Linked DNA regions of Homo sapiens: region 2 is linked to region 1. Evidence: chromatin loops called from intact Hi-C (ENCODE). Cell type or tissue: dorsolateral prefrontal cortex. All regions are shown on one strand. Each heading gives the region's core, and the rest is flanking DNA. Links, peaks and the distances in the headings are about the cores only.

Region 1 (12,772 bases), core at 2,199-10,198:
AAAAGTAAGTATAGTGCCAGGAAGAAAGGAATTGCTCAGAAAACAAGAGGGATGTGGAGCCAATCTGAAAGAGCTCCCAATGGCCAAAGCTGGAAAAATGTGAGCAAGCTTCTTATTCTGAGATGAGGAGATACTCTTTTTTAAAAAAAATACTGGTTGAAAGAATAGAAAGTACTCATAGTTGTTTGGGGGGAGTAAGAAGCAGCAGAGGGGCAAGGACTGCTGTTTTTTGTCAAAGGCCTTGGAAAATGATTTGACACTTGCAACCATGCCCATGCTTGCACAGCTTTGAAAGGAAAAAAGAAACCCTACATTAAAGCATAAGCAAACACAAAAAGAATGTAAAGTTAAAAGGGAGGATTTTGACAAGGGAAGGTTTTGTTTGTTTGGTTTGGTTTGTTTTATTAAAATGGGAAACAGCATATTTACATGTGGATAGGAAGCCAATAGAGAAAGCATAAAACCACGGAGAAGAAAAAGACACATTGACAGGGGCAAGTGTCTGAGGAGGTAAGGCAGTCTTATAAGATGGTGGAAGGATTCACAAAAGATCAGGGTGGCACTAGTCAGTTCATTATTATTATTATTATTTTTGAGATGGGGTCTCACTCTGTCACTCAGGCTGGAGTGCAGTGACGCGATCTTGGCTCACTGCAGTCTCCGCCTCCCGGGTTCAAGCGATTCTCCTGCCTTACCCTCCTGAGTAGCTGGAATTACAGGCATGCACCACCACGCCTGGTTAATTTTTGTATTTTTAGAAGAAACAGGGTTTCACCACGTTTCCCAGGCTGGCCTCAAGTGATCTTCCCACCTCAGCCTGCCAAAGTGCTGGAATTACAGGTGTGAGCCACTGCACCTGGCCCCAGCTCATTACTTCTAACCTATCTCAGAACAGACACTGACACATAGCAAATTCTCAGAGAATCTCTGTCCTTGTCCCTGCTGTTGCTTCCTGCTGAGCCCTGAGGTGCACCTACCCTTGCCTGGTATGAGGTGCTCTCATAAACCCTAAAAGTGCAGTCCCTGGGAATTTCAGAGCCAAGTCTGTCACTTCCTCTTGTCAGTGTCTAAATTAATTATCTAAAAGATTTGAAAACAATTCTGCACATTTAGGCACTGAAGATATCTTTAAAAATGCCATATATGTGAATGCATTTAATACTACTGAACTATACACTTAAAAAATGGTTGTAGGTCATGGTGGCATGTGCCTGTAATCACAGCTACTCTGGTGGCTGAGGTGGGAGGATCCCTTGAGCCCAGTAGTTCAACACTAGAGTGAGCTATGATACTGCACTCCAGTGGGGTGACAGAGCAAGACTGTCATCTCTAAAAAAATTAACTAATTGATTTAATTTTTAAAAAGTGGCTGTAATGGTAAGTTTGTTATGTAGCTGTTAACACATGGTTAATTTTTTTTTCTTTTTCTTGAGACAAAACTCACTCCATCACTCAGGCTGGAATGTAGTGGCACAATCACCACTCACTGCACCCTTGACCTCCCTTGTTCAAGCAATTCTTCCACCTCAGCTTCCTGAGCAACTGGGGCCATAGGGTGTGCCACCACACTCAGCTGACTTTTTTTTATTTTCAGTAGAGACAACATCTTCCTGTGTTGCCCAGACTGTCTCAAACTCCTGGCCTCAAGGGATCCTCCTGCCTCAGCCTCCCAAAGCGCTGGGATTACAGACATGAGCCACTGCGCCTGGCCTACAAAAACTTTTATTACAAAAAATATATATAAAATTAGGAAAAATCATCTCTAAATGAATAATACTACATTTGTCAGATTCTAATGACTTAAATAATAGAGTGAAGCCCAAGGTTACAATGCTTAGTGAGACCTGGAAGACCAACTTGATCTTCACCTGCAACCATGGAACCAGCCTTGGCTGGGGGAAAGAACTCACTTCCCAGATCACAGGGTCAATTCTATCTCCCTAGCCATTGACGAGTTTTCTTCTAGAACCATGACTCAACTCTTGAGGAGACAATTTCTTATCGTGGTATGGTAGCTGCGGTCTTTTGTCTAAGTAGAATGTTCATGATATATTTAATGTATTACAACCTTTTTAAAAAATCCATCTCACACTTTAAAAATTTGTTCTCAACTTCAGAAATAATTTTGAAAGAACAAGTACTGACAAAGACTACTTTTAATTATAGTAATAAGCAAGGAACTAATGGGGGGTATTCAGTCAAAAAGGAAAAATATGCTTCCATTTGGCCTCACCTCCACATTTCATTCCTAACTTAGCCCAAACCATATTCTAATACAATACAATCAATTTATTCATGGCAAGGTGGTAATTAGTATGTAGTCCTAGTAAAATGGGTCTGGTGATATTTTTTGATTTGCACCTTCTTTGGTTGGGAATATTGCATTCAATAACTGTATGGCAAATAAAATGACTCGACAGGGCCACGCAGCAGAAGTATTTTCAATAGCAAGTTGCCTTTATATGGGCATATTTCTACATTCTAAAATAATGTCTCCATTATCTTGGTTAGAGTTCAACTCTTTTAAATTTATAAGAAATATGCCATGCATGAGTGTGTGGTGATGATTCACAGATTTGAAATAACACCTACTCTCCTGCGGTTCTGGCACAAAATGTGTCAGTGAAGCCTGCAATTAGGAAAATTATCTTGGCCTGTCTTGCCACAAGATGGTGACGTCAATTATATACATCCAGAGCAGAAATCTGTCCCAAAAATGGGTTTAGAAAACAGTTATCCAGCCTTGCTTGGTGCCTTAGTGCCTTGGTGCCTTTGCAATGTCATCTAAATCTTTGTCACTGATGATAACACGAATAATATCTACTGAAAACTGCAATATAGTTTATTTTAGTCTTCACAACAGCCTTATGAGGTAGACACTATCATGGTCCCTATTTTACTGATGAAAAGAGGTTAAATAAGTTGCCCAAGATTATACAGCCAGGTAATGGTAGAACTTGGATTTGAACCCAGCTCTCTCAGACTCAGATGTTCACTCTTTTGATTAGGATTGGCTATATAATTTGAAGGGTCCATTGCAAAATGAAAGTGTGTTGCCCCCTTATTCAAAAATTATTAATAATTTCAAGATGGTAATAGTGAGGCATTGAACCAACGGGTGCAAGCCCTTCTAAGCACAGGGCCCTGTGTGATTGGACAGGTCATACACCCCTGAAGCTGGCCCTGCTTTTGTTCATATCACTTTCCTCCATTGTGGCCTTATCCCCATGCCTCAACCTAATTCAACAAATATTTTGTCGAGGCCGTATCTCCACTGAAAGAGGTCTTATGTTGATCCATGAGAGATACAGATTCAGCCTGGAGACAAACAACATGTATTTCTCAAGCAACCTTTTTTTTTTTTTTTTTTTTAGACAGTCTTGCTCTGTCACCAGGCTGGAGTGCGATGGCACTGCAGTTCACTGCAGGTTCACTGCAACCTCCGCTTCCCAGGTTCAAGTAATTCTTCTGCCTCAGCCTCCTGAGTAGCTGGGATTACAAGTGTGTTCCATCACACCCAGCTAATTTTTGTATTTTCAGTAGGGACAGGGTTTCACCATGTTGGCCAGGCTGGTCTCGAACTCCTGACCTCAAGTAATGCACCCGCCTCAGCCTCCCCCCAAATTGCTGGGATTACAGGTGTAAGCCACTGCGCCTGGACCTTTTTTTTTTTTTTTTTTTTTTTTTGACAGGGTCTGGCTTTGTCACCCAAGCTAGAGTGCAGTGGCATGATCACTGCTCACTGCAACCTCTGCCTGCTGGGCTCAAGCAATCCTCCTACCTCAGCCTCCCAAGTAGCTGGGACTATAGGCATGTGCCACCACGCCCAACTAATTTTTGTATTTTTTTAGAGACTGGGTTTTGCCATGTTGCCCAGGCTGTTCTAGAGCTCCTGAGCTGAAGCAATCTACCCACCTTGGCCTCCCAAAGTGCTGGGATTACAGGCCTGAGCCACTGCTCCCAGCCTAGCCAATCCTTTTGCTTGTTGAGATTTCACATCATACTGAGCAGCAGAAAGTGTTCCACAATTTTTTTTTCTGGGACAGAGTCTCACTCTGTCACCCAGGCTGGAGTGCAGTGGCGTGATTTTGGCTCACTGCAAGCTCCACCTCCCAGGTTCCCGCCATTCTCCTGCCTCAGCCTCCCGAGTAGCTGGGACTACAGGCGACTGCCACCACACCCAGCTAATTTTTTGTGTTTTTAGTAGAGACAGGGTTTCACCGTCTTAGCCAGGATGGTCTCGATCTCCTTACCTCATGATCTGCCCGCCTCGGCCTCCCAAAGTGCTGGGATTACAGGTGTGAGCCAACATGCCCAGCCAGTGTTCCACAATTTTATGAGTTTTCAATGTCAAGCCTTCTCTTTGGTTGGTCCCTAAAACCTCTCTTTTAATTAGCCTGCTCCTCTCTTAAAAACAAAACACTGTTATAAGACCAACAGTTTCGTATCCCCACTGCATAGTAACACGCCAATACACTGAGACAGGAGGGTTTGCAGCAGAGAAAGAATTTAATGGTTGCAGGGTGCTGAGTAAGAAGATGGGAGGAGACCCTCAAATCCATCTCCCCAAGGAATTGTAGGCTGGGGTTTTTAAGGGGATCGTGGAGGGCGAGGACCTGGAAAACTGGGGTCATTGATCAGTTGGAATAAGGGGGATGAAATCATTAGGATGTGGAAACTGCATTCTTTGGTGAGTCAGCTCCTTTTGGGGTCGTTCAGACCAGCTGATGTCAGTAGTTTCATTGGTATGCAGGACCTGAAGGAATATCTCAAATGGAAAACTTAACATTTTATAATGTTCAAGTTGTTATCTATAAAGCACTTTAGGGACACTATAATCTTGTAACAGGATCTATGAAATTCTAATACAACAGGCACTAAATGACGATGAGGAAGCAGGTCAAAGAGTGAGCTGACCTCATGATAAATGCTGAATATGCTGCAAACTTGGTTTATTTTTATTTCTGTCCCTCCCTTCTTTTCTGATTAATTTTTGTAAAGTTTATAGGGATGGTTTCACAACAACAAACCTTCAGCCACTTTCCACTGCAGTTTCTAGCATAAAACATGGCAGCAGATGTGACAGGAAGTCATTGCAGAAAAAAAAATGGTGGTGTCATGCATTACTCCCTCCTGCTGTGATTATTTGTAGCTGCTTCACCCTGATTATGGGAAAAGGCCTCATATCCTTGTAATTGTAGGGTCCTGATTAATAAACCGTTTGCCTCCCAGGATCTTTTTTTTTTTGAGAGGGGCGGGCAGGAGTGGGGGACAGCGTCTTACTCTGTTGCCCAGACTGGAGTGCAGTGGTGTAATCTCAGCTCACTGCAACCTCCACCTCCCGGGCTCAGGTGATCCTCCCACCTCAGCCTGGCACTGTGCCACCACACTTGGCTTTTTTTTTTTTTCTTTTGGTATTTTTAGTAGACACGGGGGTTCGCCATATTGCCCAGGCTAGTCTTGAACTCCTCGTCCCAAGTGATCTACCCGCCTCAGCCTCCCAAAGTGCTGGGATTACAGGCATGAGCCACCGCACTCAGCCGTAGATCTTCTTTTGAAAAGCTTTCCAAAACTTTCCCTTGGCACCTTTATTCAGTGGAAAGTCTGGAGCTGAGAGGATGACATATTCTTGTGTCAACACATATCCTGAGAACAAAGGGAGTCTGTTTGTGGTGTGTATGGAGTAACTGTGACGTGCAGTTTACATTTCTAGAGAAAACAATGGGCTCTGTGTGTACATCTGTTGCAGGGGAGTGTTTGGAGATGGAGATCTAGAAGAGAGATCTCGTCTCTGTCCTTGATGGGGCTTTCCACTTAATTTGATGCCCAGCCCCGAACTCTCCTTTCCCTTGCTCTTCTCACCAGCTGGAGCTTCTTATTTCTCATCCTCACATACATTTTTACTGTGATTCCCTTTTCCCTAAAAAATGTGGGTAGTTCCTGTTTTTAGTTTCCTCCTAATTGGGATAAGGAGGAGGAATCACAGCTAGCCCCCAGCCGAGACTCTTCACACTTTAGGATTTAAATGTGGACTGCAGGGGTTGATGTATCGCTGCCTTTTATGAATAAGGTTAGATGCAGTTATAGATAATGTGTAAATTTGCCATGGAAGGATGTCTGGATACATATAAGTAACCAGCATGGTAGTTCTCCATCATATCAGACCCATTATCCCCTTTATATAATAAAACATCGCCTTCATGATTTTAAATGAAATTCATATATCATATAATCTAATTCCACACAGGAAAAAATTTTTTAATTAGCACAATGTCATAAGTGTAAAATAAAGAAGAAATAAAACTGGAGTTAGGGTCTAAGTTGAAATAATTATAGATAGATTTTTCATTCATATCAATGCCCTGCAGGGCATTTGAAAGTCAGGCAGAACAGTTTCTTTGTTCTATGGAACTGTTCCACACATCTGTCAGTCTTGGCCCCAGCCACCAAATGCCACTGAGCATGCCTTCAATCACTGTGATAACCAAAAATGCATCCGTAATTCCCAAACCATATCCAAAAAGTGGTCCTGCCCCTGTTGAGAACCACTGGTCTGAGTAGGAGTGCCTGTATATTGGATTCCTTTTGATTGTCCCTTGGTTAAGATATTCAGGTAATAGAATAAGATATATTATACTTGCCATCCTCCCAGGCTAAGAGTTCTGGGGTTTGGCAATCCTGAACTCAACCACTCAACCAGCATGCATTTTCTATGTGTACACAACTATTTTTAGGCCACTAGTTTTAAAATAGCAGACACACACACACACACACACACACACCCCACACACACCCCATATTAACCAAGGTCCCTGGCCACATACAGTAACAAGGCTTTGGTCAGGGAGTGGCCATGCTACGCATGGACTGATGGCTATGTAGAGCAAGGTAGACAGAGCATTTATTTTGTGCTATATTTAAATTATAGGGAGGTGGAAATGGTGGGTGTGCTGATGTGTTTAGGTTCCTAAGAAAGATTGGTTGGTCTTCCACGTTGCTTCTTGGTTCTCTCTCTGATCTCCAACTTGGATTCGTGAAACGAGAGTCTGCATTGTAAATATGTTTTCCCTGGCCAAGGACAGATGGTAACATTTGCCTCTCTTTCGGCCTGCTGAATACAAATTTGAAGCCAAACAGGGACCCAAAGGGAATAAGGGTCCCCTCACCATCGTGCCCCTTGACACACACCCCTAATTAGGATCTACTCAAATATCATTTACCAGACACTAATAAAAATATTGAGTCCTGGCCAAAAAGAAAAATAAAAAAAAGTTGTATGTTTGTGGAAACTTCTGTGAGTCACTCTCCAGCATCTACCCTGGGTCAGTGTGTTTTGCTCCCAGAATAAGCTAAAATTTGAATGGAAGAAGAATTCTAAACAATCTAAGGAAAAACTTAAACAGAATAACCCCTGTACTCTATGACCTATGATATAAGATTTGCTCCTCTTAAATTATTCTGAGCCAAGAGCAACGTTTATAGCTTAACACCAAGCTTGTTTTCTGGGGGTACAGTTCTTATATGGACTATTAAGAATAAAGTGAGTTTGGGCTGGGCGTGGTGGCTCACGCCTGTAATCCCAGCACTTTGGGAGGCCAAGGCAGGGGGATCACCTGAGGTTGAGAGTTCGAGACCAGCCTGACCAACATGGAGAAACCCTGTGTCTACTAAAAATACAAAATTAGCAGGGTGTGGTGGTGCATGCCTGTAATCCCAGCTACTTGGGAGGCTGAGGCAGGAGAATTGCTTGCACTCGGGGGCGGAGGTTGTGGTGAGCCAAGATCGTGCCACTGCACTCCAGCCTGGGCAAGAAGAGTGAAACTCCATCTCAAAAAAAAAAAAAAAGAAAGAATAAAGTGAGTTTGAAGCAATGGACCGGAGACAGAAAATGAATTCCAGAACTGTGTGAGGTGTCTCATGCCTGTGGTCCCAGCAACTTGGGAGGCTGAGGCGGGAGGATTGCTTGAGCCCAGGAGGTTGAGGCTGCAGTGAGCTGTGATCGTGCCAGTGTACTCCAACGTGGGCAACAGAGCAAGACCCCACTCTAAAAAGAAAAAAATGCATTCTAAGTGGGGAAACAATTTATTCTTTCATGTATGCGTTCATTTGATACCTCACCCAGCTTAAACTCACTTATATTATGTTGCATGTACCCTCAGCTCCCTTGCCGCCTCTGACACTGAGATACTCACTTGAATAAACAATAACCTTTGTTGAAGAAAACATTCCCCATAGTCCAGTCGTACACCTGTGCAGCCAAATGCAACTAGTGAAGAACCAAACCATACTAAGAGATCTCACTTTAAATTCATGATCATAAGTTTTGAGTAAGCCCTTAATGCTGCTAACAACCACACTGAATTTCCCTGGCCCTTTTATTCTCCCACTCTCCTGGGTGACTATTTCACACCTTCTCTGTCCTCAAACCTCAAATACTTACTCACCTCCCCTCATCATTCTGATGCCCTTGCTTCCTATTTCACTGAGAAAATAGAATGAATCAGAAGAGAGCTCCCACAAACACCCACCGCTGCATCATGCCCATATTCTGGGCTTCCTTCCTGTGACTGTAGAGGAACACTCTGTGCCCCTAGAAAAGGCCACCGCTGGCCGGGCGTGATGGCTCATGCCTGTAATCCCAGCACTTTAGGAGGCTGAGGCAGGCAGATTGCATGATGCCAGGAGTTCAACACCAGCCTGGGCAACATGGTGAAACCCTGTCTCTACAAAAAATACAAAAAAAAAGAAAGAAAGAAAGAAAGAGAGAGAGAGGAAAAGAAAAGAAAAAAAGAAAAGAAAAGGCCACCGCTTTCCTTGTGAACCAGACACCACCTACTCAAGGACATCACTCCAGCAATTCTCCTCTCAATCACCTGCATCAGCTCATCCCTTTCCCCTGGATCTTTTCCACCTATCTATGAACACTATTTCTCCCATTTTTGAAAAACCCTCTGTTGACCTCACTTCCTCTTTCAGCTACTACCTCCATTTCTTTCTTTCCTAGGGGTTGTCTATATTCCCCATGTCCAGTACCTCTCTAAAACCTAATATAGTCAGTTATTTATCCAATCCACTTCAGTTAAATCACTCTCATCAAGATCTCCTCCACTTTCCTGTTGCTATATCCAACAGCCAAGCCTTAATTTTCATCTTACTTGATCAGTTAGTAGAATGTGATTACTCTTTCCTCCTGAACCACTTTCCATATAGTTTTTAGAAGGGCACTTACCTAATCTTTCCCCTATTTCTCTGGCTGCTCATTATCAGTCTTCTATGTTAGGTCCTGTTCATCTCTCTGACCTCCAAAACTTGGAGCATCCCAAGATTCAGCCCTTGTACCTCTTCTGCTTTCCATCTTCACTGACTCATTTGGCAATCTCCTCTAGTCTCATGACTTGAACTATCATCTAGGATGTGCTAACAGTGTCCGGTCTGCATGTCTCCCCTATACCCCAGATTCACATATCCAGCTGCCTCCTTAATATTATCACTTGAATAAAAGACATCTCAAGTTTAACAAGTCCTAAACTGAACTCCTGATTGCTGCTTGTCACTGCCCTACCACCAAATCCTGTTCCTTTTCTTCTTTTCCCGAGTTGCAGAGTTCAAAGCCTTGAAGTCATACTGGATGCTTCTTTTCCTCTCACACCTCACATCTGACCTATCAGCAGATCTGTCTGATTAACCTTCAGCATATGTCCAGAATCTGACCAATTCTCACCACTTCCACTACTACCACTGCTGTCTTTTACCTAAATTACTGTGGGAACCTCCAAACTAGTCTCCCAGCTTCCATCTTTGACATGTTGAGATTCTTCTCAACACAGAAGCCTGGGCCAGGCACAGTGGCTCATGACTGTAATCCCAGAACTTTGGGAGGCCAAGGCACAAAGATCTCTTAAGCCCAGGAGTTTGGGGCTGCAGTGAGCTATGATTGTACCACCACACTCCAGCCTGGGCAACAGAGCAAGACCCTGTCTCAAAACACACACACACACACACACACACACACACACACACACACACACACACACAAAAGAAAACAAATATAAAACACAGAAGCCTGAGTGACACCGATAAAAACATAAATTCAAGAAGATCACTCTTCTGCTCAAAAACCCTCCAAGCCCTCCAAAGGGCTGCATGTGCTGGCTCATGCCTGTAATCCCAGAGCTTTGGGAGGCTGAGGTGGGTGGATCGAGGAGTTCGAGACCAGCTTGGGCAACATGATGAAACCCCATCTCTACCAAAAATACAAAAATTAGCCAGGTATGATAGTGCACACGTGTAGTCCCAGCTACTAGGGAGGCCAAGGTGAGTGGATTGCTTGAGCTCAGGAGTTCGAGATCAGCTTGGGCAGCATCATGAAACCCCATCTCTAGAAAAAATACAAAAATTAGCCAGGCATGATAGTGCACACCTGTAGTCCCAGCTACTAGGGAGGCTGAGGCGGGAGGATCGCTTGAGCCTGGGAGGCAGAGGTTGCTTGAGCCAAGATCACACCACTGCCCTCCAGCCTGGGCCACAGAGTGGGACCCTGTCCCCCCCCGCCAAAAAAAAGGAAAAAGAAAAAAAGAGAAGAAAAGAAAAAAAAAATTAAAGCACGATGTAGGCTGGGGAAAAAAAAAAAAAAAAAACTTCCAAAGATATTTTTAGTAAAAGTTCAACTTGAAAAATTATTTTAAAGCCCTACATGCTCTGCTCACTGCCCATTCTCTCCCAACCTCACCCTCTACTTCTTTCCCACTTCCCTGTTCTATTATAGGAGCACGCTCCCCACCCTTTGCTGTTCCTTGAACATTCCAGACACCTCAGGACCTTTGTACTAGCTGTTCCTGGGATGTTCTTCCCCCAGATATGACTCACTCATTCACTCACTCAACTCCTTCCCTCAAATATCTCCTTCTCAGTGAGCCCTTCCCTGTTAACCCATCTAAAATTGCAATTTCAAGAGCTCCTTTTCCCACTTACTGGCTTTACTTTTTTTTCCTGCAGAATTTATTGCCACCTATGGAACAAATGTTTATTTTATTTATCTTTTTTTTTTTTTTTTTACCTATTCTGACAACCAAAATGTGAGCTCCAAAAAGGTGGGGGTTTTTTCATCTTTTTTCATTGCTGTATCTTAGCACTTAGAAGAGTATATATATATATATATATATATATATATATATATATATAGTATTCAATAAAGATTTATTGAATGAATGAATGCCTACTGTATGCAAAGAATCACCTTTAGGTTCTGGTGAAACAGAGAGGAATAAAGTTACTGAACACTCTGCACTTCAGGTTCCTCATCTACAAAATGGAGATAATAATAAGCCTCATGGGACTATTACAAGGATTAAATGATCAATAACTTATGTAGTGCTTAGAATAGCACCACGCACTTAGTAAGTACTATGTTAAGTAAATAAAATACATACATATATATATTTAAATCCCTGCCCTCAAGAAGCTCACATATAGTGGAAAGTAAGATATATTTGCAAAAAAAACAAAGAGTATGCAGTGTTAGCAAAGAAGACGGGAAAAGGGTCAACTTACCCTTAGGGTGAAAGAAGCCTTCACAGAGAAGCTGAACTTAATGTGAATCTTGGAGAATGAGGAGGTGTCTACCAGGCCAAAAATAAGGGCATCCTAGGCCAAGGACAACCGAACAAATGTTTGAATCAGGACGCTCAGAGGTTAGAATAAATCTGTCCTCCCACCTTCCAGGAAGTGTTGATCCAGAGTTGTCTCAATATATCCAGCTTGTTTTTCCTACTTCATGCTTTAATTTCCTTATTATATAAGGGAAGGTGTTGGTAACACTGAATATTAAATTGTAGTAATTTCACTGTGTAGGAGAGAAAGCTTCGGAGATTTTTACACCCTGGGGAAATATTTATTCCAATCTGCATGATGCACACAGTGAAAAGCACCTGCTAGCTCTAAGTCACCTTCACATTCCTGAAAGAATTTCCAAGTTTCTCATAGTTTATTGATATTTATAATGTTGATATTTTCAATCTTCTGATATGACCATTGATAACCACCTAGCTTATTAAAAGTCTTACATTTCATTTGTTTCAAAAGCACTCTGATTTCGATTTTACTATATATTTTATTCACTTTTTTAAAGTTAATTAAAAGCATGTTTTAGGCCGGGCATTATGGCTCACCCCTGTAATCCCAGCACTTTGGGAGGGTGAGGGGGGAGGATCACTTGAGGCCAAGAGTTCAAGATTAGCCTGGGTAACATTGTGAGATCTCATCTCTACAAAAAATTTAAAAGTTAACTAGGCATAGGGGTTCACTGTGGTCCTAACTACTCAGGAGGCAGAGGTGGTTGGATTGCTCGAGCCTAGGAGGTTGAGGCTGCAGTGGGCCGTGATTGTGCCACTGCACCTCAGCCTGGGTGACAGAGCAAGACTCTGTCTCAAAAAAACAAAACAAGCTTGGTATGGTGGCTTATGCCTGTAATCCCAGCAATTTGGGAAGCTGAGACAGGTGGATCACTTGAGAACAGGAGTTTGAGACCAGCCCAGGGAACATGGTGAAACTCCGTCTCTACCAAAAATACAAAAAAATTAGACAGGCATGGTGGTGGGCGCCTGTAATCCCAGGTATTTGGGAGGCCGAGGCCAGAGGATCACTTGAGCCTGGGAGGCAGAGGTTCTAGTGAGCCAAGATTGCACCACTGCACTCCAACCTGGGTGACAGAGCGAGATTCTGTCTTAAAAAACAAAACAAAATTCTAACGTCCATTGAAATATTTTCTAAAGGA
Region 2 (12,772 bases), core at 2,452-10,451, 140 kb after region 1:
TGTTTTGTTTTGAGACAGAGTCTCACTCTGTCTCCCAGGCTGGAGTGTGGTGACGCGATCTCTGCTCACTGCAACCCCTGCCTCCCTGCCTCCCAGATTCAAACGATTCTCCTGCTCCAGCCTCCCAAATAGCTAGGATTACAGGTGTGCACCACCAAGCCCAGCTAAGTTTTATATTTTTAGTAGAGACAGAGTTTCACCGTGGTGGCCAGGCTGGTCTCCAGCTCCTGACATCAAGTGATCTACCCACCTCCGCTTCCCAGAGTGCTGGGGGATTACAACCGTGAGCCACCCTGCCCGGCCTAAAATGAAGTAGTTTTGTATTATGATGTTCCTAATCTCTTTTTTGATATATGAAAAGAATATTAATTATACAGTAGTCATTTTTGCCTTTTCTGGAGAAACTGGAAAATTATTGTATAAAGAATAGCCAGTAAGAAATTGGGTCAGTCTGTATTTGAATGCTATGTACAGAGGTAGGCTTTTATATATCATAATGCTCATTTATGTTTAAAATTATTCTAGCACTTATATGTTATACTTGGTGTAAATACGAATATTGTAACCCTATATTTAAAAAAACTTTATACCTTCCTATCATAGTAAATTAAGTTTTATAATAACATTTATGTAAAACATTTTATTGTTAATGTTCTAAATCTAATAGAAATTTAGCACCCTTTCTCATCGCTGGATTAACACCAAAGTTACATACATTAATTGCTAGGCTGTAATTGCTTGATTTACGTCACCCACAACTAATTAGAAAATTCCATGTATTTTAATCTCTAATTAGTGACTAGAGCCTTTGAAATATTGGCAAAGGTGGTTTTTCTTTCCCTCGCCTCTCCAACCTTCTTGCCCCATGAAGTTTTATAAGCAGGTCATTTTATCTATTTTTTATTATTATTATTTTTCTTTATCTTGAAGCATGATAGACATCTCATAAGCAGGTCATTTAAGTGTAGAGGTTTTAGAAGTTGCTGTAGCATGCCTAGCCATTAATTCAACTATGGTAAAGGCAGACCTATTTTTTTCTCCAATACTTTATCCCTCCTTGACCTAACCTGTTGATATAAACTTTAAAAGTCTGAGGAGCATTCAGTGTCTAAAATACCTTCTTTTATTTTTTCAAAATAGATCTGTCTCGAGAGAACCACCGAGAAGTAATTGCTACAGTTATAAGGAAACTTCTTAGTAAGTGTATCTGTACATTTAACTTATTTGTACTTTGGAATAAGTATTTTGGAATTTTAATCTATAACATGCATGTGTTTACTTAATGTTTTTTATTCTAAATGGTGAGAATATTGGGCAGTGATTTTTTTTCTTAATAGATTCTTGACTAATGCCTCAAGATTCTTATAGTAGTTCAAAATATTTTAACCAAAATCCTTTTCTTTCTTCCATTATAGACCACATACTTGATAATTCAGAAGATGATACTAAGTCATTGTTTCTTATTATAAAGGTACATTTGTCATTTGATAGTTGCATAATGATTAATACGATCAAGCTTGGATTGATGACTTGCAAATACAATTTGAAATTCTTTGACACAGATTATTGGAGACCTTTTACAATTCCAAGGATCTCACAAGCATGAATTTGACTCCCGATGGAAAAGCTTCAACTTAGTAAAGAAATCAATGGAAAATCGGGTCAGTATTTTCACCTAAAAGTCTGCACTAATTGTTTTAAAGTCGTATAATAACCTCGTAATTTGGGTATTATTCAGCATATAGAAGAAGTTTTCCTAAAAGGAAAAATAGTAGATTTAAAAGTATGTAAAAGTTAAAAACATCATGGTAGAAATCAAATGGATCCTAGCAAAAAATATATTTTTCTTATACAGAATCTTCTGCCTGTTTCCATGACAGTCTCTAAACTCTCAATGGGAATTTGGACAATAGCATTGAGACTACCTTGTAAGAACTTGAAGGAATTTAAAAATAGGAGGAATTATCTATGGGCATGAATTTAAAGCATTACACTTTATGTAGATCTGAGAAAAAGTTACCCTGTATTATATTCAGCTGCAGAAGTCATTGTAAGCTTCTTTGGGGCCTTGGAAGAAAGAGTATCAGTGTAAGCCAAGAGATGTTCATGGCAGAATTCTTACGCCAGAAACTTTTACTGAAATTGAGTCTAAAAAGGTTGTATGAGTTCATTGTTTAGACAACAGTTGCTAGATACTTTAGACAGAAGGAATGGCATGTAAAAGGGCAAGGAGATATAAAAACATGGCATGCTTTTAGGGGCCAGGGGCTGTAGAGGGTAAACTAGGTTGCTTATACTTTGTTTTGAGAAAGTGTTTCAGTTTTATATTCAGCAGTAGGAGAGTCATTAACAGTTCTTAAGTAGATCTGATTTGAATATTGATTGGAAAAGTCAACACTCAATTCACTAAACATTAAAAAGCTCTGCCACCACTGTGAACAGTAAGTACAAAGAGATTGATACTGTAAGCAAGAAAGGGAGTTAAACTGTTTCACTCCAGGTGAAAAACACAGCCTAAGTCAAGTCAGTGGTATTGAAATGGAAATAACATGTTTTGAAAATGGTAGAATTGGGGGGCTTAATGACTAAGGAACTGTGGTGTGAAAGAAGAAGAGTCTTTGAGCCTCAACTATCTGCCTTTGGTGACCAGGTGGAAGATTATATGGATAAAAGCTTAAATGATAACTTTTAGAAAAGATATTATTATTAAATTTTGTAGTAAACATATTTGATTACCCTGAAAGGCTATGGCTATTTGTAGATTTAAGAGAGTTGAGCAATTGTCTTAGTAGGCTGTTTTTGTACTTTCAGTATTTAACTGAATAAGAACACAACTCTGTTGCTCTCCCATGCATGGGTCTAATAGTAAACTATCAGAGAAAAACAGGGTGTTGGATGGGCTATTTAAAAGGGGGATATTTCTACTGTTAGCCATAAAAATTAAGACAACATTTTTATATAAGCCTGATGTCTTTAGAATAAAGGAAATACCACCACCACTCACCAGTCAACCAGGGACCTTTTTGACCACTTATTAAGGTATTTAGAGGCATCCATTGTTGAAGTCATTTAGGGAAAATGTTGAAGTATTTGTTGCTACTTTGTTTTCCAGCTCCATGGGAAAAAACAACATATCAGAGCACTGTTGATTGATAGAGTAATGTTACAGCATGAGGTAAATATGTTTTTCAGTCATAGTGACTTTTTAAAATGTCAATTTTCCAGATGAGTATTTAGTTTTGTTTTCATAATCAAATTTTAGTAAATGTTTGCGATTGTTTTCTTAGCTACGGACACTAACTGTTGAGGGTTGTGAATACAAAAAGATACATCAAGATATGATCAGAGATCTTCTTCGTTTATCTACAAGTTCATACAGTCAGGTAAGGCTTATCCAAACGCTGCACTCTCATGCCCTCCCATTTTATTACATGCAATCTTAATATCCCCCTTTTAAGAAGAGAGTTTAAATAATTTCACCCATAATTGGAATTATTCTCTCAATTATTGGAAATTGTAATTTCCAGTAATTACCTCCAGGAAGTAATAAAACCAGGACCAAAAGCTAGGCTCTCTTAACTCATGTTAGCATAGAAAACAGCTTTCAAATTGCAAATATATTCAAGCTAAGGTTGCTAGTCATTTTTTTGTAATGCTTAATGTTGCTGTTTGTAATTGCTTCTCATTTATTTAAATTTGGAAGACAGTGCTAGTGTGATATTGCTGGCACTTCAATCACATTTTGAAGCCCAGTCTACGAAGGCCACATAATTCCTCCTAGACATTAAGCTTGGGTTTTAGGAAGCTGCTACCACATGAATTGTGAGGTCTGTCCTTTAGTGTAGGAACAAGAGATTATCTGCAAGCACAGAAAAGTGGAAAAAGAGATTCATGTGCAACTAATTATTCTATCTTTATGAAATAATGTAAATTAACTACAGGTTAAGCATTGGAAACCCAAAATACTCCAGAATCCAAAACTTTTTGAGCACCAACATGATGCTCAAAGGAAATGTTTATTGGAGCGTTACAGATTTCAGATTTTTGGATTTGGGATGATCACCCAGGAAGTTTATAATCCACATGTTTCAAAATGTGAAAAAAATCTCAAATCCAAAACATTTCTGGTCCTGAGCATTTTATTTTACTTTATTTTTATTTTTTGAGACAAGGTCTCTCTCTGTTACCCAGGCTGCAGTGCAGTGGTGTGATCACAGCCCACTGTAGCCTTGAACTCAAGCCTTGAGCTTGAGCTCAAGCGATTGTCTCACCTCAGCTTTCTAAATAGCTGGGATTATAGGCGTACATCACCATGAACTCAGGTCTTGAACTCAAGCCTTGTAGCCTTGGGCTTGAGCTCAAGCGATCGTCTTATCTCAGCCTCCCAAATAGCTGGGATTACAGGCATGCGCCACCATGCTGGACTAATTTTTTTCATTTTTAATAGAGATAAGGTCTCGTTGTATTGCCCAGGCTGGCCTCGAACTCCTGGGCTCAAGCGATCTGCCTGCCTGGGCCTCCCATGGTATTGGGATTACAGGTGTGAGCCACCATGCCCGGCTACCTGAACATTTTAGATAAAGGATACTCAACCTGTAACTAATCTCTAGCTCAGAGATTCCCTCTAAAGTAATGTTTAAAATGAGTTTGAGGCCGGGTGTGGTGGCTTATGCCTGTAATCCCAACACTGTGGGTGGGAGGCCAAGGCAGGTGGATCACTTGAGATCAGTTCAAGACCAGCCTGGCAACATGGTGAAACCCCCTCCCTACTAAAAATACAAAAATTAGCCAGGCGTGGTGGCATGCGCCTATAGTCCCAGCTACACGGAGGCTAAGGCAGGAGAGTTGCTTGAACCCTGGGAGGCGGAGGTTGCAGTGAGCCGAGATGGTGCCACTGCACTCCAGCCTGGGTGACAGAGCAGGAAAAAAAAAAAAACTGGTTATAGTAAAAGCAACACATTGTACATATTTCAAACTCTTTTTTTGTTTGTTTGAGACGGAGTCTCGCTCTGTCACCCAGGCTGGAGTGCAGTGGCACGATCTTGGTTCACTGCAACCTCCGCCGCCTGAGTTCCAGCAATTCTCCTGCCTCAGCCTCCCCGGTAGCTGGGACTACAGGCACGCACCACCATGCCTGGCTAATTTTGTATTTTTAGTAGAGACGGGGTTTCACCATGTTGGCCAGGCTGGTCTCTAACTCCTGACCTCAGGTGATCCACCCACCTCAGCCTCCCAAAGTGCTGGGATTACAGACGTGAGCCACTGCGCCCATCCTACTATAACCAGTTATTATCCATTACTATTTAACTAGTTCATAAGTTGTAAATTTATACTGAATATTTTGTTTGGGTCAAAAATATGTGAGATTGTACTTAAGGTTTGCCTTAAAAGGGTTAAGTTGTTATGTGTCTGTTTTGGTTTATTTTAGTTCCTCCTGGAAATTCTTTAATTTTCCTCATGTGGACATAAGAGAAAATCTGGCTCTTTATATCTAGAATAATTCAGAATAAAAAGTTTAGTAGTATGCTGATTACTTTTAGCTATGTTACTGAGCAAATGCATATAGGTTCCATTCAGTCTCCCCTTTATCAAACATATTTCAGTCAGTGTAACCTAAACCATGGATATGGTCGGTGGTATTGTGCTTTCCTTTTGATATAAGTAAAGATAATCATTTACTTCTTTTTTAGGGTACGTGCTTTGAAATTTATTTTGTTAATGAGAAAAACATGTAAATTATCATTACTGTTTTTGATAATTTGTTTTAAACTGCTTTGTACTTTACTATTTAATAAAAGTCCTTTGTTAATAATACTTCCTCCAGGTGAGAAATAAGGCTCAGCAAACATTTTTTGCTGCCTTGGGAGCATATAACTTCTGTTGCAGAGATATCATTCCCTTGGTTTTGGAGTTCTTAAGGCCTGATAGACAAGGTGTTACACAGCAACAATTCAAGGTATAGGGTTTTTTTCCTATTTTACTGTAAACATTTTCAAACATACTGAAAAGCTGAAAAAATTCTACGGTAAACATCCATATCTTCTTCACCACTGAGATTCTGTATTTAAGATTTTGCTGTATTTGCTTTATCGCATATCTGTTCTTTTTTTTAATGTATTTCAAAGTAAATTGAAGATATCAGCACGATTCACCTTTAAACAGGTATGATCTTTGTTTCATACTAATATGAGGAGACTCATTATTTAGTTATTTACCTCTGTTTGTGATCAGTATTATGATGAAGAAAATATAAGAAGCAGACTTTCCTGAGGAAAATAATTGTTTAACTTGAGTGCTAGTGGCCAAGTAGCCTGGCTGGCATATGGGAGAGAGGGATGAAAGACCAAGAAGTTTAGAGTAGTATGACCAGTGTGAAGGAAGGGCTTAAGACAGGAAGGAAGAAATATGGTAAGTTTGAGCAGTGGTATGAAAGCTTATGCAATTGGAGTAGAGAAGAAAGGAAATTATACAGGATAAGGCAAATACTACATCCTATGGGGATGTAATAAAGTATAGGTAATATATAATGATTGCTTATACTGTCAGGTAGAAAGAAATAGATTGAGAGTGAATTAAGAGTGAGAACGGATGGGACTTGTTGATTGAATATGAGGGGACTGAAAAAAGGAAATGTCAAAGTTACTAAGCTTTTGGATCGTACAACTAGTTGCTGGGCACATCAGAGAGAGAGAGAGAGTAGTTAGATGATGACATAGTTAATTTGGACTAGTTTAATTTGAAGTGGTTCCAATGACCTAAGAGCACCATCAAGTGGGCAGTTAGACATCTGAGTCCGAAGATACCATTTCCATGTATGTTGATTATAATTGAAATCTATGGGCATGGATAAGAAAGCCTAGGAGGAGAATAAGAAGAGGACCAAGGGGCATATGTTGAGAAACTCCTTTAGAAGCCAAATAGAAGAGCTGAGTGACCCTGGAGAGGTCAGAAAGGTATCAAGAAATCGGGAAGAATCACAGAAGGCAGGGAGAGGTCTTTCTAGAAGGAAGACTCAGTGAGTAGAGTCATTGTTTTTTGGAGATAATGAAGACGAGCCCTAAACATCTTCCATGAAGCTTGTAAGACAGAGGTGTCAATAAACTATAGCTCAGGCTCAGTTGCTTGCTTTTGTAAAAGTAAAAGCTTGCTTTTTTAAAACTTCTTGAAACACAGCCATGTTCATTCATTTATATATTATGTATGGCTACTTTCACTCTACAGTGGCAGAGAAGAGTAGTTGAGACAGAGAGCAAATGGCTTTGCTGTTTGCTTTCTGGCCGTTTATGGAAAATGTTTGCTGACCCCTGGTGCAGATGTATAATTCAAGAGTGTTGTAGGTTTGACTCATTGACTATTCTGTTGTTGACCTTAATGAGAGCAGTTTAAATGGACAAAATTAGAGAGGTCAAGTACAATCAAAACAGAAAAATATCTATTAGATCAACAAAATCGAGGTTATGAGTGACCTTATAGAGAACCTGTAGAGGAGTGGAATACAAAGTCAGTAATAAGCTAGATTGGAATCAGGTGAGGTAAATTGGAAATCAAAAGTTTTGATAGTAAAAACTTTTTATGAAAAAGCACTTTAGAAAGGATACCTGCTGTCATCAAAGGATACCTGCTGTCATCAGAATCATTGTGGTTAATTGGACTTTTATGAGTAATAAATATGCAGTATACTTTAGTTTTTATGTACTTTGTAAATTACTCAGCAACCAGGTGTTAACTAATATTTAATAAATTATTTCAAACACCAAACTTCAGACTCTAAAATTTTAAGAGTGACACATGTTGTGGTTTTTATGATACAGTTGAAGAAAATCAGAATGGAATATATGTTCTTAGAAACATCCTTCCATTTCTTTATTACCTTATTAGTAGCCATTCTTTGAACAATTTCTTTTTTTCTTTTTGGAGACAGGGTCCTGCTGTGTCACCTAAGCTGGAGTACAGTGGCACAGGCATGGCTCATTGTAGCCTCAACCTCTTGGGCTTAAGTGATCCTCCCACCTCAGCCTCCTGAGGAGCTGGGACCACAGGTGTGTGCCACCATGCCCAGCTAATTTTTGTATTTTTTATAGAGAAGAGGTTTCACCATGTTGCCCAGGCTCTCAAACTCCTGAGCTCAACCAGTCTGCCTTATTTGGCCTCCCAAAATGCAAGAATTACAGGCGTGAGCCACCTCACCTGTCCCAAACTCTTTATTAAATGACTTAGAGAAAATATTAATGGATATCACCTAAATGTCAAGTTCAGATTTCTAAAAAGTAACATGTTAAATGTGTGAACATATTTTACTAACCAATATTAAGCATTTAAGTAATCAATACTCATTTAAAACCAATACATAGGTGCATTGGCTACAACTACATGATGCCTCTTATTTCCCATGTAAACATATATATATTTTTTTTTCTGCAGGGTGCCTTGTACTGTCTCCTTGGAAATCACAGTGGTGTGTGCTTGGCAAACCTTCATGATTGGGACTGTATTGTACAGACGTGGCCAGCGATTGTTTCTTCAGGGCTTAGCCAAGCAATGTCCCTGGAAAAGCCATCAATAGTGAGATTGTTTGATGATCTTGCAGAAAAGATTCATAGGCAGTATGAAACAATTGGCTTGGACTTCACAGTAAGCAATATCATTCTTTCATTCAAGTTTTAGTGTAAATCCTGTCTTGTTAAAATGCCCTTTATTTTTCTTGCCCTTTTTCCAGTAATAATATTCTTGGCATTTGAGTCCAGTGTTTTTTTAAAAAAGCGTTTGTTACCTGTTTGCTTTTTGTACTTTCATTGATCATTATTGTACATAACAGGGTGAAGTAGCAAGTTGGAGCATGGTAGGGAGACAGCCAGGGCTCCACAAAGGGTTATTGATTTGTTATATTTACCCTTATTTTGTGTGTGCCCACAGCTTCATTTTTCAAAGAGTTAATTATATTTTATGAGGTTTACCATGCTAGCCAAAGTCGCAAAAGATCGACTACTGGGTTCGTAATTTATAGTGAAGAAAACTAAAATTGAATGATTTGACTCGAAAGACTAAAGAATATAACTTTCAGTGGTGCTTAGGTTGAGAGTTATAGCAGATTTTCTAGGAACTTGCAAATCTGTATTTATACTCCCTCAGAACATGGGGGTGAGTAAAAGAAGGGTGAGCACAGCAGAATCACCCTCTTGGCTGGCGTGACTATGGTTGACATCTCTCCCCTGGTTTAAAAACCACTGTTCTAAATGTATTCCTTTTAAATCAAACATAGGGTTGCTATTTGCGACTGTCATTAGATTATACTTTATTTTTTAGAAGAAAAATTTTAATTGAGATGTAATTCACATATCATAAATATCACCCTTTTAATATGGACATGTTATATGCACAGTAGAATATTCACAGGGCTGTGTAACTACTCAAATTCCAGAACATTTTCCTTTTTCTTTGTTTCTCATTCTCATTCTGTCTCATTCTGTCCCCCAAGGCTAGAGTGCAGTGGCATAATCATCCCCTGCCTCAGCCTTCCTAGTAACTAGGACTATAGGTGTGCACCACTACACCCAGCTAATTTAAGTTGTTTTTTTTTTTTTGAGAGAGAGACAGGGGTCTTGCTGTGTTCCCCGGGCTGGTCTCAAACTCATGGCCTCAAGCAGTCCCCTCACCTTGACCTCCCAAAGTGCTAGGATTACAGAGATGAGCCACCATGTCTGGCCTCCACAATGTTTTCATCACCCCAAAAGAAAACAAGTACCTAATAGCAGTCGCTTCCCATTCTTCCATACCCCAAACCCCTGGAAACCACTTTCTCTGTCAATAAATTTGCCCATTATTAGATATTTCATATAAATGGAATCGTAAAATATGTGGACTTTTGTGTCTGGCCTCTTTCACTTAGCATGACATTTTCAAGGTTCGTTCAGGTAGTATGCATCAGAACTTCATTTTTTTTCCTGCTTTTTTCTTTTTAACAAGATTCCAAAGTCATGTGTTGAAATAGCGGAATTACTTCAACAGTCAAAAAACCCCTCTATCAACCAGATATTGCTTAGCCCAGAAAAAATTAAGGAAGGAATTAAACGCCAACAGGAAAAGAATGCCGATGCCCTAAGGTAATTGATGAATGGTGTACTTCAATAGATGACATTATAGATAGTAAGTTTTGGCTTTTTTTTGAGACAGAGTCTTGCTCTGTTGCCCAGGCTGGAGTACAGTGAGACGATCATGGCTCACTGCAACCTTCACCTCCTGGGTTTAAGCTCTTCTCATGCGTCAGCCTCCCGAGTAGCTGAGATTACAGGCATGCACCACCACACCCAGCTAATTTTTGTATTTTTAGTAGAGACAGGGTTTTACCACATTGGCCAGGCGGGTCTCGAACTCCTGGCCTCAAGTGATCTGCCCACCTCGGGCTCCCAAAGTGCTGGGATTACAGGCATGAGCCACTGCGCCTGGCCGATAGTAAGTTTTTAACATCTCTAAAATATAGATGTATAACATAACTGCTTAATGATGTTTACACATTGACTTCTGAAAAAAATACAAAAAAGTTGAGAAGTAATTACTACACAGATTCCTGTTTTTCCTTTTTAAGCTATGGAGGTATAAAACACCATCTTAAAAATAAGGCCGAGCACGGTGGCTTATGCCTGTTATCCCAGCACTTTGGGAGGCTGAGGTGGGAAGATCACTTGAGCTAAGGAGTTCAAGACCAGCCTGGGCAACATGGTGAAACCCTGTCTATACAAAAAAAACAAAAATTTAGCCTGGCATGGTGGCACGCGCCTACAGTCCCAGCTACTCGGGAGGCTAAGGTGGGAGGATCGCTTGAACCTGGGAGGCAGAGGTTACAGTGAGCAGAGATCGTGCCCCTGCAGTTCAGCCTGGTAACAGAGCAAGACCCTGTCTCAAATAAACAAAACAAAAAGTTATTTCACTGTCCTATCTTTTTTTTTCTAGTGAATTATCTTTCTTTTTTTGTTTTTTTAAGGTAGTAATATTTCAGAAACTACATAACTGGTACACATCAGTCATTAATTCCTAAATTCAAGTTTAGCAGATGTATCATTTAATAGTTCTTATAATAGTAATAACTTATTGGTCAAATTTGGTATCAGGATTTTAATAAACTGTTTTTGGATTCTTGATACCAAAGCACTTAAATGCTTCACTGATAACACTCAAGCAAGAGTCTTCCTAACTTGATTTTGTCTTTGCCTTATAATTAGTATATGAATATACCTCTTTGTTGTTTTCTAAAATGTCTATAAATAATAAACTCTTATAGCCTACCTAATATATTTCAGAAACCTGGTGTATCGTGTGTGTGTGTGTGTGTGTGTGTGTGTGTGTGTGTGTGCCACTCCCAATTAATTGATTACTACTTACAGAGTTACTTGTGCATGTCCATTCAGGAAAAGTTGAGTTCACTCTTCCTAGCCTTTCATGAGCTTTTCCCAGCATCTCTGTTCACCTGTCTACTTTCATTCTGGCTTGCTTCTCATCAGGCCGTTTACAGTCAGGTGGTGGGAAGTAAGTGGGGAAGGAGGGTGAAATTGGCTAGAATTTGAATTTCTATTATATTTTTGATGTTCATTTTAGTATTATAGTAAAATAATACCTCACCTTTTTTTTAAAGGAACTATGAAAATTTGGTAGACACCTTGCTAGATGGTGTGGAGCAAAGAAACCTGTAAGTGCAAAAGATTTTTGTAATTCTCACAGCATTTTTCATAAATACTATAGGAGTTTTCTACATGGAAGGCTATGAATGACTATGTCACAAAAAGTTATATTCCGGTTTGTGTATTTGGAAGCAGATTAAGAGGAAAAGAGATGGAGGGAAAGTTTGGGATTAATGATAGGAGCAGTATTCTTCACTAGACCTATTTTAATTCTTGAGAAATTTAAAATTATAAGGTGTTTCACATACAGTTTTTTTTTTCCAAGTGGTTTTATGTGTGATATGCTTTGTTATTTTTCCTCCTTTTAAGGCCCTGGAAATTTGAACATATAGGCATTGGGCTTCTGTCTCTACTGCTGAGAGATGACCGAGTGTTGCCTCTTCGTGCCATACGGTTTTTTGTTGAGAATCTCAACCATGATGCAATTGTAGTTCGAAAGGTACATACCTTGTTTTAGCTACAGTCTTGGGTTTGAGAATATGTACGTGACCTGAAGTCTTTAAATTCTTCACAAGCAATACACACTTGGTTAATAAATATCTTGAAGTGTATTGATTTGAAATCTCCCCCTGTTGATTCAGAGATGATAATGATTCATCTAACAAATGAACATGTTTAGGCACTCTGTTTAAAAGACTGGGGATATAGCAGGAAATAAGTTTATAGGCTAATGGGAAAGATTTAACAATTAGAAAATTAGGTGTGCAGTGTGTTTCAGGAGGGGCAAGAAACTCGAGGGTATAGCTTTTTACTCTCCAAGTGTTAGAGGTGAGGTGGGGGTTGGGGAGATGGCCTAAGCTGAAGCATTGGAGAAAGACCTTTAAAAATACCCTGAGGCTGGGCAGGGCTTGGTGGCTCATGCCTGTAATCCCAGCACTTTGGGAGGCTGAGGCAGGTGGATCACCTGAGGTCAGGAGTTCAAGACCAGCCTGACCAACATGGAGAAACCCTGTCTCTACTAGAAGTACAAAATTAGCTGGGCATGGTGGCACACGCCTGTAATCCCACCTACTTGGGAGGCTGAGGCAGTAGAATCGCTTGAACCCGGGAGGGGGAGGTTGCAGTGAGCTGAGATTGTGCCATTGCACTACAGCCTGGGC

The links. Hi-C counts contacts between places; a loop is a spot of excess contacts. Peaks named below come from ENCODE experiments on the same cell type or tissue, not always from the same donor. Only the 100,000 strongest peaks of a DNase experiment are listed, where the experiment ranks them.
Region 2: a loop joins it to region 1, with 4 times the contacts of the local background. A loop is called at or near these places in 4 of 110 quality-filtered maps.

The regions. Positions count from the first base shown.
Region 1 is chr2:54,037,083-54,049,854 of GRCh38, reverse strand. It overlaps a transcript of ACYP2 not described here. Among named protein-coding and RNA genes, the nearest start is that of ACYP2, 72 kb to the left of the region's middle. In dorsolateral prefrontal cortex, for the core only: no CTCF peak of the experiment used is centred there; DNase peaks (open chromatin) are centred at 5,512, 5,752, 6,444 and 8,588; H3K4me3 peaks cover 1,173 bases; H3K27ac peaks cover 7,702 bases.
Region 2 is chr2:53,897,209-53,909,980 of GRCh38, reverse strand. PSME4 (proteasome activator subunit 4) reads left to right here. Exons shown (of 47, transcript NM_014614.3): 22 at 1,141-1,197; 23 at 1,416-1,471; 24 at 1,563-1,661; 25 at 3,113-3,175; 26 at 3,288-3,383; 27 at 5,825-5,956; 28 at 8,422-8,631; 29 at 9,964-10,100; 30 at 11,627-11,680; 31 at 11,982-12,111. Among named protein-coding and RNA genes, the nearest start is that of GPR75-ASB3, 44 kb to the right of the region's middle. In dorsolateral prefrontal cortex, for the core only: a CTCF peak has its summit at 6,779 (motif pointing left); no DNase peak of the experiment used is centred there; H3K4me3 peaks cover 584 bases; H3K27ac peaks cover 3,304 bases.